Regions from separate parts of the Mus musculus genome. Here region 1 is linked to region 2. Evidence: chromatin loops called from intact Hi-C (ENCODE). Cell type or tissue: left cerebral cortex. All regions are shown on one strand.

Region 1 (8,000 bases), 54 kb before region 2:
CTTGCAACACAATTTTTCCGGGTGCTTTTCCAGTTCTACAGACCACCCTCAGGTAGCCATGCTCAAATTCATATTTCCATCTTCAATCTTTGTAGCTAGAGGCTCAACTGCTATCAGCCTAAGTAACTCATACACACCTTGATGTTTTTGTCTGCAAAATGATCTTTCTCACCTGAACTGTTCTTTCCAGGCCTTCTCATCTTGATGTTCACCCCAAACCTGGGCATCAATCCTTGCTCCTCCTCCTCCTCCCTTTATCACTTAACAAGAGTTCTGTTAGTTTGTCTCCTAAATACTCAGTTGAAAATATTTAAGACTTATTTATTTTATATGTGTGAATGTTTTGCCTGCATGCATGTCTGTATACCATGTGCATGCCTGATACTTAAGGAGACCAGAAGAGAGTATCAGATTCACTGGAACTAGAATTACAGATGGTTGTAAACCACCATGTGGGCACTGGGAGCCAAACCTGGGTCCTCTGCAAGAGCAACCAGTGTTCTTAACCACCAAGCCATCTCTCCCACCCTCCAATATCCAATTTGTGCCAACTCTCTGCCACCATCTTGGACCAAATTCTGCCTGAATGCTGAAATCGTCCTAAATATTTTATATATTTCTTTCCAATTTAGCTTAAGGAATCTTCAGGCAAGGAATTGTTGCAATTCTTGACTTCCCCTAAAATAAATTCAACAATGCTAAGGAGAGGGCTAAGTTGATAAACTGCTTGCTGCATCTGAGTTGGACCACCTCCTCTGTCAGTACCAAGGTAAAAATCTAGGACAGTGTCACAAGCCTGCAATCTCAGACGGAGGTTAGGGGTTGGGGGTGTTGGGGGGAAGGCAGGAGGATCCCTGGGGTTCGGTGGCAGCCAGTCCAGCTAAATTGGGAGCTCCAGGTTCAACTGGTGGGATTGCCTCAAAAAATAAGATGGAGAATGATAGAGAAAGACAGGCGATGTTGACCTCTGGCCTAGACACACACACACACACACACACACACACACTGTGTCACTTGGAAGCTTCTTTGTCTAAATGTCCACCAGTCTCCTCTTGGTCCACTCTGTTCTGGCCTCATGCAACTGTTCTACCAACACACTGGACCTCTCTTTGTCCTTATATTCTGAAATGGAAACTTATGGGATTTTTTTTTTTGGAAAGTCAGTTCTGTCAGACGGTGTTTTGCTGGGGCAAACATGAGAAGGAAGTTTTCACTGAAGCAGACACAGGTCAAGGATGTTTTGCTAAAGCAAGCACGTGAAAGGACGTAGGATGAAGGAATCTTCACTAACAACATGCATGTCTTGGTTTGCCTTACACTGCATAGCTGAGCTCTGTTTGACGCCATAGAGAGAAATGCACCAAAATACTTCTGGTGGTGTTCTGGTGGCTTCTTGCTACTTCCTCGGACTTGGGTCAACTGGCAGAGTGATGTCAACTGATACAGACTTGCATGGAGTTTTGCTAAGACAGACTCACGTGCTGAAGCAAGACATGTGGTGAGGCAAAACCCATGGAGGACACATAATATTTGGAGGGACTATAAACAGCCAGTGACGGGGCTTTCTTGCATAGCCAGCTTTGCAAGGCTTCATGGGTCTCAAGTCTTCGTCTTTGCTGATCTTTGCTTCATTGATAGAGGCATGGCAATGAACTTCTCCTGGCATCCATGTTGGTCATAATCACTCCTGCTGATTCGTGCCAATTCAGCTGAGGCCTGGCTGTTTCTGCTAAGTTGTGCCACCACTGCTGATCTGGACACTACCAAACTGGACTACTGGTATATCCATGAATCGTTTGTGAGTGGATCAAGGTGCCACTGCTGATTTCTGTGAACTGAACTGCTGATTTCCTGACAACACAGATGGGCTTTGCCCCAAAGAACCATTTCTAAGCAGGTCCACTTGCCCCGTATCCAAATAACCTTTCTTTCCACTACCTCTGCTGGGTGGTGGGCTAGAAGGGAAGGTAAAGCGATTAAGAACCTGTAGTAAAAGTAGGTTTTGAAAAGTTTAAACTACACTGTTCCCTCCTACTTAGGACTTCTTCTTTATGCCAAGCATATACCTATATGTTTCAATATGTCAATTCTAGCCACATGTGGGCCTTGAAGTCAACTAAAATAAAATCCAAATCTCAGTTCCTTGAGAATGCCAGTCATGTCTCAGATATTCATTCATTTACATGGTCAGACATAATGATGTAGTGCAGGCAGACAGAGGACATTTGAGCTGATGCATGGAGAGCCCAGAAGGCACATGATAGGGTTCTTTTCCCCTGTCTAATCTAAGTCCGTATACCACTTCAAAGCCTTCTGAGACCCCAGTCTAAGGGATTGCACCCCGCCCCGGAACCTCAGGCACCAGCAGGACATGTTCTGTAAGGATGCTCATCAAAGCTACTGCTAGCCATCTCTTCAGGCTTGGTAATTCCCTCTTTCCCTTCTCATCCCTATCTTCCCTATCCATGCCCCTCCTCTCTCTTCTCTCTTCTTCACTTTCTTCCTCTTTTCTTCCCTCTCTCTTTCTCTTTCTCTCTGTTCCCCTATCTTCTTTTTCCTCTCTTTCCCCCCCCCTCCTTTCACGCTTACCAGAAGCTCCACTGAGAGCAGCCATCTCAACCACTTTGTTCAGAGACTCATTCCTCAAATCTAGCATACCTGAGGCAACAATGGAGACACTGCAGTGGGTGGTGGGGCAGAGCATCTAGGCCTGAGTGGGATATTTTCTTACCATGCAAATTACCAGCCTCAGCCTCCCAAGCTGTCAAGTAGAAAAAGCACAGTCCTCCCTTGGCATCTGCGGAGAACTGGTTCTAGGGCCCTACAGATATTACAGCCCAGGAATGTTCAAACCCTTTACATAAAACCCTTTACATAGGGCATCCTTGTGTTTACATATAACCTCCACACATTTTTCCATCCCATTAAATCACTCCTGATGATTTATAATAGCTAATAAAAGCCAAATGCTGTGTAAACAGCTACTACACCTTATTTCTCAGGGAACACTGCCAAGAGGCAAGGCTCCATGAGCTTAGTCCTGACAAGAATGGTTCTTTAGGTTGGGTTTTTTTTTCAACATTTAGTTTGTTGAGTCCTCAGATGGGGAGCTGTGGATATAGGACAGCCTTTGAACCTCCATCCTAAACATCCCACAAACACTTAGCTACAAGGGAAGTCCCCATCCTCCAGCCCGTTTCCCCACCTGCGTATGCTGGGATAGGCCACATGGTTTTAAGAGTTAAGGGCAAGAATAAAGGGTCATTGCAGTGGAACCGAAACTGAGACAAAGGTGACATTAAGAGGTAAAGACAGGAAGATGAGGAGTTCAAGGCCATCTTCGGCTACATGGCAAGTTTGGGGCAAGCCTGGCCTACCTACCTGAGACCCTGTCTCCAAAAATGAAAAAGGAAACAGCAAAGTCAGAGGCCAAGCTATGGTCCAGGTCTCTGTTAACTCTGGGTGCGCCTGTGGTCGTGAGGGTAAAGGTCGTGAGGGTACAGGTCGGACTGAAACCCCCACTCCTGCCTAGTTCCCTCTAGTTCCAGAAGGAAGCAAATCCTTACCCAGCTACCCGATCTTTGGGGGTGCCACCATCTTTAGTAGCAATTTTACAGAACTCCAAAAAAAAAAAAAAAAAAAAAAAAAAGCCAATTAAGTCAAGCTTGGTGGCAAAGGCTTGTCAGCCCAGCTCCTTGGGAAACTAACACAGGAAGATTGCAAATTTAAGACCTGCCTAGGGTACAGAAGTTCAAAGCTGACCTGAGGAGCTTACTGAGACTCTATCTGGAAAAAAAGTAAAAAGAGGCCCGGGAATGTAGGTCAGTCATACAGGCTTCCTTAGTTCTCATGGGTCTCTGCGACCGATTCTCAGTACTGCAAGAAAGTGGGGAAGAGGGCAGGAAAGGAAGAAAGGAGGGAAACTAAAAGGAACCTGTATCCCCAATTTGAGGTGGTTCAACAAATAAGCAGACTGTTTTGTTTTCATGTATATATACATATGTGTATACACATACATTATATATTATATACATTATATACATTAACATAGATTATATAATATCCAAGTGAACATTAGTGTACTAAGGATATATTACAATATTTATAGTCCTAGGGATTGATCCTAAAGCCTTACCTCAAACATACTAGAAAAGCACTAGACCCCTAAGCTATATCTCCCGCCAATAAACCGCACATTCATGCATACACACACACAAATAAGTAAATAAATAATATAAATAAAGAAAAACAGGAAACTAAGCAAAATTGCTGAATTCTAAAAGCCCTTTAGGTCAGAGGTTCTGCAGACAGCCTGCTGGAGCAGGGCACGGTGGACCGGGTGGACAACTGGATTAGTATCCTGGCTCAGGTGTGGCAGTGTCTTTGGGGCAGGATCCTTCTGTCCCTGAGTCCTGGAAGTAATTACAGCACACCTACCTCATCAGGCTCTGGAGGGTTCCACAAGACGCAGCATGTGGGGCTCCTGGCACCAGGGTGAGGCACCAGGAGGGGCAAGGGTGTGAAACCTGGGTGTGGCACCAAAGCAGGGCAGCCACCCCATCTCCCAGTGAAGGCTGGTGCAGGGTGCTAGGTGCTGTGGACCCTCCCCCTTTAAGTCAGAACAAAGCCCCTGGGGAGGCCTCCCAAAGCCTCCATTACATATCTAGGCTCCTGATAGATTCCTCCTTACCTCATAATGGCAATTAAGTATTAACTAATTATTTGGGTAGTTGTTTCACTAATGTCTGCACAGCTCCCCCCAGATATGCTGCGGATGCCACAGGCAGGCAGAGTGCTCAGTGTCTACTGCTTGTTCCTGGCAGAATAAGTGAGTGATGCATGCATACCTGGGGTTTCTCAAGAGTGTGTATGGGATGGCAGAAAAGGAGCTGGGCTTGTAGCTCAGCTGGTGTGTGCCTCGTACCCACACAGGCACCGGGTCCATCCCCAGCACCACATAAACAAAGCCTGGTAGCACACACTTGTCTCCCTTAATGCTGGGAAGGTAAAGGCAAGGCCATCCTCTGTTAGATAGTGAGTTTGAAGCCAGCCTGGTCTGCAGGAGACACTATCTCAAAAAGCAAACATCAAAGCCATAAAGAAAATAAAAATCCACGACTTTCAGAGCCCTTTCTGTCACTCAACAGGTAAGTCCCTCTTCTTATCCAGAGCAATCAGTGTTGCAGAAAAAAAAAATAATTGTAGGTGCAAGGACCTTCAGTTTTGCTCATAGTAGCGTTTGTTAATATTTGAACCCGTGCACTTGTGAGCTTCCTGCTCTCAAGGAGGCCTTGAGTGTGCGTTGGGGGCGGGGTGGGGAGGGGGACTAGGGCGGATGCAAAGAGCCAAGAGAGTCAGAGAGAGTTGGGGCTTCTCTAAGCTGGGACATCTCTGGGATCAGAGGTGAAGGCACTGGTATTGGTGGGCTGACCCCAGCTGGGAAATCAGGTCACACACGACTAGGAGGAAGCTAACAGGGTGTCCTCCCTGGCCTCGAGTGGGCGTGGGGCGGAGCGCGCGGGTCCCACTTCCCCTCCCCGTGGCCTGACCCTTCCCACCATTGACTTGAGTGGCTTCCCTGCCTCCACCCCTGTGCCTGAGTACTTACCTTCGGACAAGGCCAAGGTCAGGCAAGCGATGGTAGCCACTAGGGGCCACATGATAGCTCCGGGATGGGGGGTGGGCAGGGTGGGCGGGGCCTGGGTCGAGAGGCTGAAGTGGGTATTGCAAAGCAAGCCCGGAGACTGAAATTCTGTGCTTTGTAATCTTGACCTTTCCAGCTCTATTCACTCTGAAATCCCTGACCCTTGAATCTTGCACTCTCCAACCCCACTGTGTGTGGGACACCTCGGGAACCAGTGGAGGTGCAGCATGCACTCCTCTGAGGTCCAGGACCTGCCATCACCTCATAGAGGTGACCCCTTCTTCCTCTGCACTCTGAGAGCTGGGTCCAGAGAGCATTCTCTCACCCATCACTCCTTCCCCGCCTCTGACCCCATTATCCCCTCTCTGGGCCTGCCCCGGACCCTGGGTCTCCTCCCTGGCGTCTAGTCTTTCTGCATGCTTAGGCTCCCTGCATCTCTGCAAGTTTCTGTCTCCACCTGCGCCTCACGCTGATTCAGCTGTCCTGTATCCCCGACTTCCCATCCCTCCTCCTTTCTCCTCCTTCCTGTCACCCTCCAACACCCCTTCCCCAGGCCTCTGCCCTTCTCCCACCCAGAAACCCTACCTGAGTGAGGGGCCAACTTCAGCTGCCAGCTGCCTAGAAAGTTCAGCTCTGACCCATGGCTTTTAACCCCTGAGCTCCCTCCCCCAGCGCGCGCACCATTTCCCGGTGCAGGCTCCCCCTCTCCACCCCCAATGGCTCAGCTTGTTGTTGACAGGCACCCCCCAGCCTGGGCTCGGCCCTCAGCTTGGAGGCGGGGCTTCTGAGACAAGCTGGGACCCAGATCTGGCCCCGCCCAAGCCCAAATTGAACCCACTGTGAACCTTCCTGTGGCAGAACCAGGCCATAGAAAGGGGAAAAGCCCACTTTCCTTCTCAAACTCCTCCCGCCCCCATACTCCTCGCCATTCGACACCTCACTCTTCCTCACCTCGGCTCTCAACATTGTGCAAACTCTTAGTCTGCCCCAGCTCCCAGATAGCCATCACTGAGCTGTCTGTCCTAAAATGCCATTTTTACCATAGGGTCACCCCCCAGCCTATCTCAACGCCAGTCTCTTCCCCGGAGCAATCCTAACTGATCTCTCAACATCAAAACCAGCCCAGCCAGTGGGAGTCTCACCTCCAGTCTTTTTTCTTCTGAAATTTAAGGTGATGACCACATATGTTCGTCACCTCTTTCCCAAGACACACGCCACCATAGGTGCCAGGCCTAAGAGTGTATCAAGTGCCCCTGGGCTCCTGTCAGGAAGAGTCTGAGCCTGGGAAAGTAGTTTGAACTAGGCAGCCTTTCTGGAGCAGAGTTGATGGAGTGCAAAGCAAGGTGGGTGGAGAGGGAGAGGGCAGGTGGGGGAGGGGAGGGCAAGCCCGGATGGGATGGGGTGGAGGAAGAGGAAGGAGGAAGGGATGGTGTTTAGGGAATAAGTAGGTGGCTTCTGGAACTGTGGCTAGGTGGGGCCCCATGAGTTAATCCCAGGGGGTGGACGGGGCAGGATTAGGGATTAAGAAGGACAGAGGTGGGGTCAAAATTTGGAAACCAGCCAAGGATGGGGATCCAGTGATGTTTGGAAAGAGGGAGCTAATAAAGATGACATCATTACAATAGAGGCTGATGGGGTTCACAGGATGGGAGGTGGGGCATTAGCAAGTTCAGTAGTCTAGACCAAGGGAGTCAAGATTTGAATGTTGAGATCAAACCTAGTGGTCAAAAATTAATTTTTAAAATAAGGTGTTGTGGAGCTGGGGGTGTAGCTCAATTGGTAAAGTGCTTGTCTAGCATGCGTGAAGCCCTAAGTTCCAAATCTGTGTCGGGGTACACACGTGTAAGCCCAGCATTAGGAGGGTAGAGGCAGGAGGATCAGGAATTCAAGATCATCCTTTGCTGTTTGATGAGTTTGAGATCGGTATGGACTTAAAAAAGAAAAGGAGAGAGAGAGAGAGGGAGAGAGAGAGAGAGAGAGAGAGAGAGAGAGAGAGAGAGAGAGAGAGAGAAACCTCACAGCAAGAGGAATAGGCAATAAGCAATGCTAATAAGAATTTATAAATCAATTCTTTGCTCATGCTTAGAGGCACTGCCACCTAGCAAATTTCATTTTAGTGAGTTTAAAGAAGAGTGTTTGCATTGCTACCAGCTACCCACAGTTTAAAGTTATAAAGTAGCACTTTGTATCACAGGGCGTTACAGCACACTTCTATCATCCTAGATACCTGGAGAGGCTGGGCCAGGAGGATAGAAACTTCAAGACTGATCTGCATTGAAGAGTGAGTTCAGAGGCCAGCCTTAGTGTGCAACTTAGCAACACTTTGACTCACATGCAAAGTATGAAGAGGACTAGG
Region 2 (8,000 bases):
GAGGGTCTGAGTTCAGACGCCCAGCTCCACATAAAATCCAAGGGCAGGGTGCATGGCTGTATTGACAGTGCTGGAGTGTGGGGGAAACACTAGGCAGATGCCAGGGAGTCACTGGCTAGTGGGGGTGGGGTGGGGAGGGGACTACCTTAGGTGTGTGCTTGTTTGTTTGTTTGTTTTTGTTGATGAAATACCCTAACAAAAGCAACTTATAGGAGAACTATTTATTTACACTCTAAGTTCAAGATACTGTTGTGGGAGAGAAGTCAGGACAGCAGGAGCTCAAAGCATCCACAATCAGGAAGCAGAGAGCAATGTTTGGTGGTGCTCAGCTCAGTTTCTCCTTTTCATACAATCCAGGATCCCAGCCTAAGGAATGGTACCACCCACAGAGAAAGCATCTTCCCACCTCAATTCATCTAATCAAGATAAGCCCCCCACAGGCATGAGCAGAGGCCCATCTCCCAAGTGATCTTAGGTTTTGTCAAATTGACCACCACAGAACCTGCTCAAAAAGTAAGGTGGAGAGTGACAGAGGAAGAATATACCCAAAGTAGAATTCGGGATTTTATATGTGCATGCATGTGCACAGGCAAGTGCACTGCCCCCCACCCCAAACACACACACATACACACACACACATACATACACATTCCCTCCACCCACAAGGACCCACGTCTTAACACCATAGCCTTGGGGAAAAGGATCTTAACATTTGTGTTGTAGGGACTTTAGCACTTCCATTCTGGAACTCGGTGTCTTCTGAAAATGAGGAAGAGACATGTGTATCTTCTCAATTCTTAAGGGCTATGTGTCATAAGTTCCTCTCTTAGATACAGATTCTCAGGGTCTTTTCTTCCTGTACTGCTTTTTTACAAAATGGGGACAAGAGAGAACCAGAGAGGCAATGGCCCAGCCCTTCTGACCACTGAATTGCTGCAATTTCTAGTAACTAGAAGAGAGTATTTGGGCGAAGATGGGGGAAAGGTTGGTTGACAATTGAAAATTCAGAAAGTGGCGCTAGAGAAAGAGAGTGAGAGAGAAGAGAGAGAGAGAGAGAAATTGTTAGTTGAGGATGATGGACAAACATACTTAAGCCCACATGTATTAATCAGGGTTCTCTCAAGGAACTGGATATTTATAAAATGAATATGATATATATCACATATATACACACGTGGGGGTTATAGTAGAATGATATACAGCCTATGGTTCATCTACTTCAACAATGGATGACTACCAATGGAAAGGACAAGGACCCAGTAGTTGTTCGGTCATTGAGGCTTAATGTCTCATCTGGTCTTCAGTATATGGTAGGATGCCAAAGACGTGGGCTCTCCCGCAGGAGAAGGCGTGGCACAGATTAAGGATGGGCCTTCTCATACCAAAAGATCTCTATTAAAGGTTTATTTTCTCACTGCAAAAGATCCAGATCAAAAGTGGGTCTTCCCACCTCAAATGATTTAATTAAGGGGGGGGGAACCCTCATAGATATGCCCAATCACTTGGGTTTTGACTAATTCCAGATGTAGTTTCGTTAACAACCAAGACTAGGCATAACAAGGAGCAAATGTAGAAATAAGGAAAGGAGTAGGTGGATGACCCAGGAGGCTCACAATGGGAAGTTTCTTGATGGCATTTCTCTTGTGGTATATCTCTGGGTCACTTTTCGGATGTGTTATGTATATTTTTCCTATCTCAAATGTTTCAAGGAAAACTGACGTAAGTCAAAAGAGACTTGACCTCTCGGGATTATCTCCACTCCCTCCTAGCTCCCACCACAAGTTAAACACAGTCTTCTAGGAATTGCTGACACCATTCCTGAGGGGAGACAATACAAGGCTGGTGTTTCTCACTTTATGTCTTCTGTTCACTTGAACCCCTTAGGAAAGATTCTGAATAGACAAGTGGTCCTCTGGAGCCAGGCAAGAGTAAGAGACAACAGCAGGGAAGAAATATGTATTGGTAGGCTGTGGCCATGACTCAGCAGTAGAGAATGCCAGTGAGAGGGTAGGGGCATGACTCAATAGGAGAACCCTTTCCTAGAGCCTCCCAAAGTGGCACTGATAGTGTGGTTCAGGTTTAGAGCTCCTGCCTAGAATGCCCCAGTGAGGGGCTGGGGATGTGGCTCAGTCGTAGAGCATATGCCTAATGTAAGTGACCCTGAATTTTGCCTCCAACAAGAAACCTTTCCTTGCATAAGGAAGAGAGTTTTTACCTCTTTTAAAAATCTGTGTTACTGGGGCTGGAGAGATGGCTCAGTGGTTAAGAGCACTGACTACTCTTCCGAAGGTCCTGAGATCAAATCCCAGCAACCACATGGTGGCTCACAACCATCCGTAATGTAATGAGATCTGACGCCCTCTTCTGGTGCATCTGAAGACAGCTACAGTGTACTTACATATAATAAATAAATCTTTTTTTTTTTTTTAAATCTGTGTTATTGTAGTTTTCTAGGTCAATGCTTGAGCGCTAGTAGCCCCAACAGACCTAATAGACCTCAAGTCTATCTTCAGGGTCCTGATAAGAAGTTTAGGTTTAATTACAGATCAAGAAGTATGTATGATTAAGAGTCCTGCTAAACGCCGGGCCATGGTGGTGCACACCTTTAATCCCAGCACTCGGGAGGCAGAGGCAGGTGGATTTCTGAGTTCGAGGCCAGCCTGGTCTACAAAGTGAGTTCCAGGACAGCCAGGGATATACAGAGAAACCCTGTCTCAAAAAACCAAAACAAGCAAACAAAGGAGTCCTGCTAATGGTTTGATACAGCCCATCTTTGGCAGATCCTTGTTTGGCTCACAAGGTGTTCCAGTAAGTTTTGTCAAAACGGTGTGGATTCTTCCTGGGTTTTGAGTTCAGCCTGTGGGTATCATCTGGACTTTAGCATTTCTCTTACTTCAGCATGGTACTCCTGTGGAAAGTTTAACTCTTTGGAGCCTTTTATCCCCCCCAAAAAATGTGATAGCAAATGGAAGGCACAGCATCTCTTTAAAATGTCTCCTCTCTCGCTAGATCAGCTACATTAGACTTCCATTTGACAATCTTCTCTCTACCAAGTTTCAGTACAAAATTTCAGCCTCCTTATCCCCTGATCTACTGTGAGTGAGACTCCCCTCTGTAACCTTGCTGTATTTTGGCTTGTGCTGTGTTTGTTTTGACTTATATGTTTTGAGCCTGGGTCTGCTGAAGCCAAGGCTGAGCTGAAACTCACTATGTAACCAACCAAAATTGACATTGGACTTCTGACCCTCTTGCCTCCTATTCCTAAGTGCCAAGTTGGAAGGCACATACTACCACACACAACCTATGTGGTGCAGGAGATGGAACCTAGAGCTCTGTGTATATGAAACAAACACTCTACCAAGCTAGCTATATGTTCAGTTCCCTTGATAGGTTTTAGTGGGAAGAATGTTAATCTCCACCTGTTAGTTGTACTGGCTGGTTTTGTGTATCAACTTGACACAGGCTGGAGTTATCACAGAGAAAGAAGCGTCAGTTGGGGAAGTGCCTCCATGAGATCCAGCTGTGGGGCATTTTCTCAATTAGTGATCAAGTGGGGAGGGCCCATTGTGGGTGGTGCCATCCCTGGGATGGTAGTCTTGGGTTCTATAAGAAAGCAAGTTGAGCATGCCAGGGGAAGCAAGCCAATAAATATCATCCCTCCATGGCCCCTGCATCAGCTCCTGCTTCCTGACCTGCTTGAGTTCCAGTCCTGACTTCCTTTGGGGATGAGCAGCAGTGTGGAAGTGTAAGCCGAATAAACCCTTTCCTCCCCAACTTGCTTCTTGGTCGTGATGTTTGTGCAGGAATAGAAACCCTGACTAAGACAGTGGCAATATGTAAAGTGTTTGTTGCAGTTTTACTCTTAATCCAACTAACTCCTAAATAATTGAGATCGGACTATTATATTGATTTAACAAGCTTTAAGGGCAAAACAATTGAGCAGTACCAGTCTATTATAATCCTCTAAATTAATCCGGCTATGCCCCAGTTATACTTGCATTTTAGTACTGATCTGCTCCCTGGGCTCCAGGTCTTTCTGCATGTCTCCTGGACTGTCTCCTCGTGGTGAACCCCCACTTCCTTTCTCTGTCTCCCTGTCCCTAGCTGGGAGGAAGTCCAGTCCTATTTTCTCCCCGACTCAGTCATTGACTGATCAGCTTCTTTATTGACCAATCAGGGAATAATTGGGTAGCAATGTTTTGCAACCTGATATGGGGGCACAGAAATCAGCATTTGAACAATACAATGACAATCTTTACACACTGCACAGTAACATTATGTCTATATAAACCCCTCTATAGCAACTAGCCATTCAGTCTTTGCTACCACTACTGAATCTCTGGCTGTGAGATACTCGAGGGGCCTGAGATCCATCTCCTAATTGGACAGTGGAGCTTTGGGAACAAGCCTCGGGTCATTGTGCAGAGAGGGTGGGCAGCCAGGACAAGCTGCTAAAGGAAGGAGGGATGCTTCCCAGCCTGTACCTCCCAGTTCCCCTTCTTCCCTATGCCCTAGAACCATCCCCAACTCCACCAATATCATCAGCCTCAGGGGAAGCTCTGGGGGCTCTGGAGGGAGCAAATGCATTTTCACTGGGCAAAAAATGTCACTCAAAGGCCAAGGTTAGTAGAGAAGGAGGAGAGGTGGTCAGGCCCTGAACTGGTGAATGTGGGAGAGGCCATCTTTGGTCTCAGGAGTAGGTCTGGGTGGTAAGTAGCTGATACTCAAGGGTCCTGACAGTGCCTGGGTCTGAAGCTCTTCCTCCTGAGGCAGCCACTTTCCTGGCCTCACCCCTGCTTCCGCTGGGGCTTCCTCAGGGCCTTGCATCTCTTAGTTCCTCAAAGCAGAGCCTGGAGAGACAGTTTTAGCTGGACATGCTGCTGTTGCTGCTGCTGCTGCTGCTCTGGGGGATAAAGGGTGTGGAGGGTCAGAACCCCCAAGAGGTTTTCACCCTGAATGTGGAAAGGAAGGTGGTGGTGCAGGAGGGCCTGTGTGTCCTTGTGCCCTGTAACTTCTCCTATCTCAAGAAGAGGTTGACTGACTGGACTGACTCAGACCCAGTTCATGGATTCTGGTACAGGGAAGGAACCGACAGACGCAAAGATTCCATCGTGGCCACAAATAACCCAATTCGTAAAGCAGTGAAGGAAACCCGGAATCGATTCTTCCTGCTCGGAGACCCTTGGAGGAATGACTGCTCCCTGAACATCAGAGAGATCAGAAAGAAGGATGCGGGGTTATACTTCTTTCGCCTGGAGCGTGGAAAAACAAAGTATAATTACATGTGGGACAAGATGACTCTGGTTGTAACAGGTCAGACATGGTCTGCAAAGATGCCATGGGTTGGGAGCAGTGTACGAGATCATGCCTCAGGGCAGGGCTGGGATAGAACTCTGTCCTGGGAGCAGCTGGGTTTGAGCATCAGGGCTCAGGGGAGGAGCTGGATCAGAGCCGGGGCTTCCTCTGAAGCTGCACCTGATCCCATCCTGATGCTCCATTTCTCCCCTTTCCTCACCAGCCCTCACTAACACCCCCCAAATTCTTCTCCCGGAGACGCTTGAAGCTGGCCATCCCAGCAACCTGACCTGCTCTGTGCCTTGGGACTGTGGGTGGACGGCACCTCCCATCTTCTCCTGGACTGGTACCTCTGTGTCATTTTTGAGCACCAACACTACGGGTTCCTCAGTGCTAACCATCACCCCTCAGCCTCAGGACCATGGCACCAACCTCACTTGTCAGGTGACCCTGCCTGGAACTAATGTGTCCACAAGAATGACCATCCGTCTCAACGTGTCATGTGAGGCTGGGCTGGGATGCCTGTTTTTCTAGTACAAAGTGGTCCCCCAGGTGGGGTCAGGGTCTGGCCACTAGGTCCTAAAATCCTGATAAGGGTGCTTGTCAGGATGACGGCCCCCTGCCATACCCACCTAGGCACCTGCTGGGGACAGAGGGTGGTTGATGAGTTCACTGTGTCATTCTCTCTTAGATGCTCCAAAGAATCTGACTGTGACCATCTATCAAGGAGCTGACTCAGGTAGGTACCATCCTGGGTGGGGGATATAGCATCTCTTCTGTTCAGGAAGGCTGATTCTGCCTCACACTGGGCTCACCCTGGAGACAAGAGGTTCCTTGTTGGGAAACCACTGGATCAACTCCCCTGAAACTCCTAGGAGTTTGCACCGATCAATATCAACCCCACACTTTCCCAGATGTGCAATGCCCCTTGACCACCACAGGTACAGAGTGACAAGCATACAGCAGAGCCACACCGTCCAGGACCTTCTCCCCATTTATGGATCTACCTGCATTTCCCCAGTAGCTATGCTCTGAGTTCTTGTGCAAAGAGACATAGCTACACAGTTAGACACTCAGAACGCATACAGTGCTCTGTTTTCAGAAGCTCAGTGTCCAGTCTATAAGTGACCAGTGTCCTGTCCACATAGGCTGTGAGCCTGGGCTTGTCTACCTGAGGTTCTGAGAGGAGCCAGATGTCAGTAGCAGAGATTGTCTTTGGTCTCTATGACCACAGTACCCAGAACTCATGGATCTAATTCTATGGGTTTCTAGTACCAACGGGCAGCAAAGCCATGGAGTTCCCTGTGCTACCAGCAATGAATAGTGAATAGGTCTTGTATCTATGACAACAGTGTGTGTCTTTGAGTGATAAACCCCTAAATGCATGGAATGTGGCTCAACTCATAGACTACTTGCCCAGCAGGCACAGAACCCTGGGTTCCATTCCCAGAACCGCATAAGCTAGGCACAGTAGTGCACACCTGCACTTGGGAGATGGAAGCAGGAGGATTAGGAGTTGAAGGTCATCCTTGCTACATTGTGAGTTTGAAGCCAGCCTGAGCTATATGAGACACTGCCTTCAGTCCTCAATCCCTCTTTTCTGTCCCTCTGTTTCTGTCGCTCTCTGTCTCTGTCTCCCCCTCCCCCGCCCCCCCCCCCGGCCCCATCTCTGTTTGTCGGACTCTCTCTCATCATCAACTCCAAGTGTATACCTGGATCCATGTTCTCTTTCATTTTGAGGCTTATAGTCAAGTAGTTCACACGGAAATGAGGCAAGTTTAGGTTCTTGCTGTGGCGATAAGTGAAAGCCCATGTTTTCCTGTCCTTTGCTCCCTACTGCTGTGGCAGTGCCCTCTCTGGATTCTAGTGTACCTTTTCTTAGCCACATCACACTGACTCTGGCTCCTTCTCTACAGTTTCCACAATCCTGAAGAATGGCTCATCTCTTCCTATCTCTGAGGGCCAGTCACTGCGTCTCATCTGCAGCACCGACAGCTATCCCCCTGCGAACCTAAGCTGGTCCTGGGATAACCTGACCCTGTGCCCATCAAAGTTGTCCAAGCCCGGGCTCCTGGAGCTGTTTCCAGTGCATCTTAAGCACGGAGGAGTGTATACCTGCCAAGCTCAACATGCCCTGGGCTCCCAACACATTTCCTTGAGCCTGTCTCCACAGAGTGAGTGGTTTGTGGGCCAGAGGCAGGCAGGCAGGAGGAGGTCAACCCCTGTGTCATCCTGGCAGTGTCCCTATTAGCCTTGTTAGCTTCATGGGGGGCAGGGGGAACCTTAGCTCAAGTCTTGCTGAGCTGTGAGGCCTATAATGTTCTGGCTATCCAAAACCTTACTGCCTTACTCCTGCTGTGAGGAGGGTGTGGGTCAGGGAGAGGAGTTACTTCAAGAAACAGCAAATCCTGAACTGAGGGGAGGGTCTGGGACTTAGATGGCTGAGACTTTGATGGCTGGGACTTAGATGGCTGAGCTTTGAGTACAAGATCCTTGCTTCTGCAGGCCAGGAGGAAAGGACATAAAATTCAAGGGCAAACTGAACCAAAGCAAAACAGTGTAAAATAAATGTGAAACAACTCAGAGATCAACCCTGTGTGGTGGCCTGGGTCCCATCCACAGTTGACCTATATCCCCAGCCCACGTTTTTATTTTTATTGTGAGATAGACTCGCCAAGTTTCCCAGGCAGACATTGGACTCAGTG

The links. Peaks named below come from ENCODE experiments on the same cell type or tissue, not always from the same donor. Only the 100,000 strongest peaks of a DNase experiment are listed, where the experiment ranks them.
Region 1: it touches region 2 in a loop (4-fold over the local background); 2 of 42 quality-filtered maps call a loop at or near these places.

Annotation. Positions count from the first base shown.
Region 1 is chr7:43,711,491-43,719,490 of GRCm38, reverse strand. It overlaps Klk13 (kallikrein related-peptidase 13), which reads right to left and starts at 6,924. Exons shown (of 6, transcript NM_001039042.2): 1 at 6,787-6,924; 2 at 5,609-5,699. The coding sequence starts at 5,660. In left cerebral cortex, no CTCF peak of the experiment used is centred here; no DNase peak of the experiment used is centred here.
Region 2 is chr7:43,657,007-43,665,006 of GRCm38, reverse strand. It overlaps Siglece (sialic acid binding Ig-like lectin E), which reads left to right and starts at 4,846. Exons shown (of 7, transcript NM_031181.2): 1 at 4,846-5,313; 2 at 5,519-5,797; 3 at 5,987-6,034; 4 at 7,212-7,469. The coding sequence starts at 4,875. In left cerebral cortex, no CTCF peak of the experiment used is centred here; a DNase peak (open chromatin) is centred at 4,807.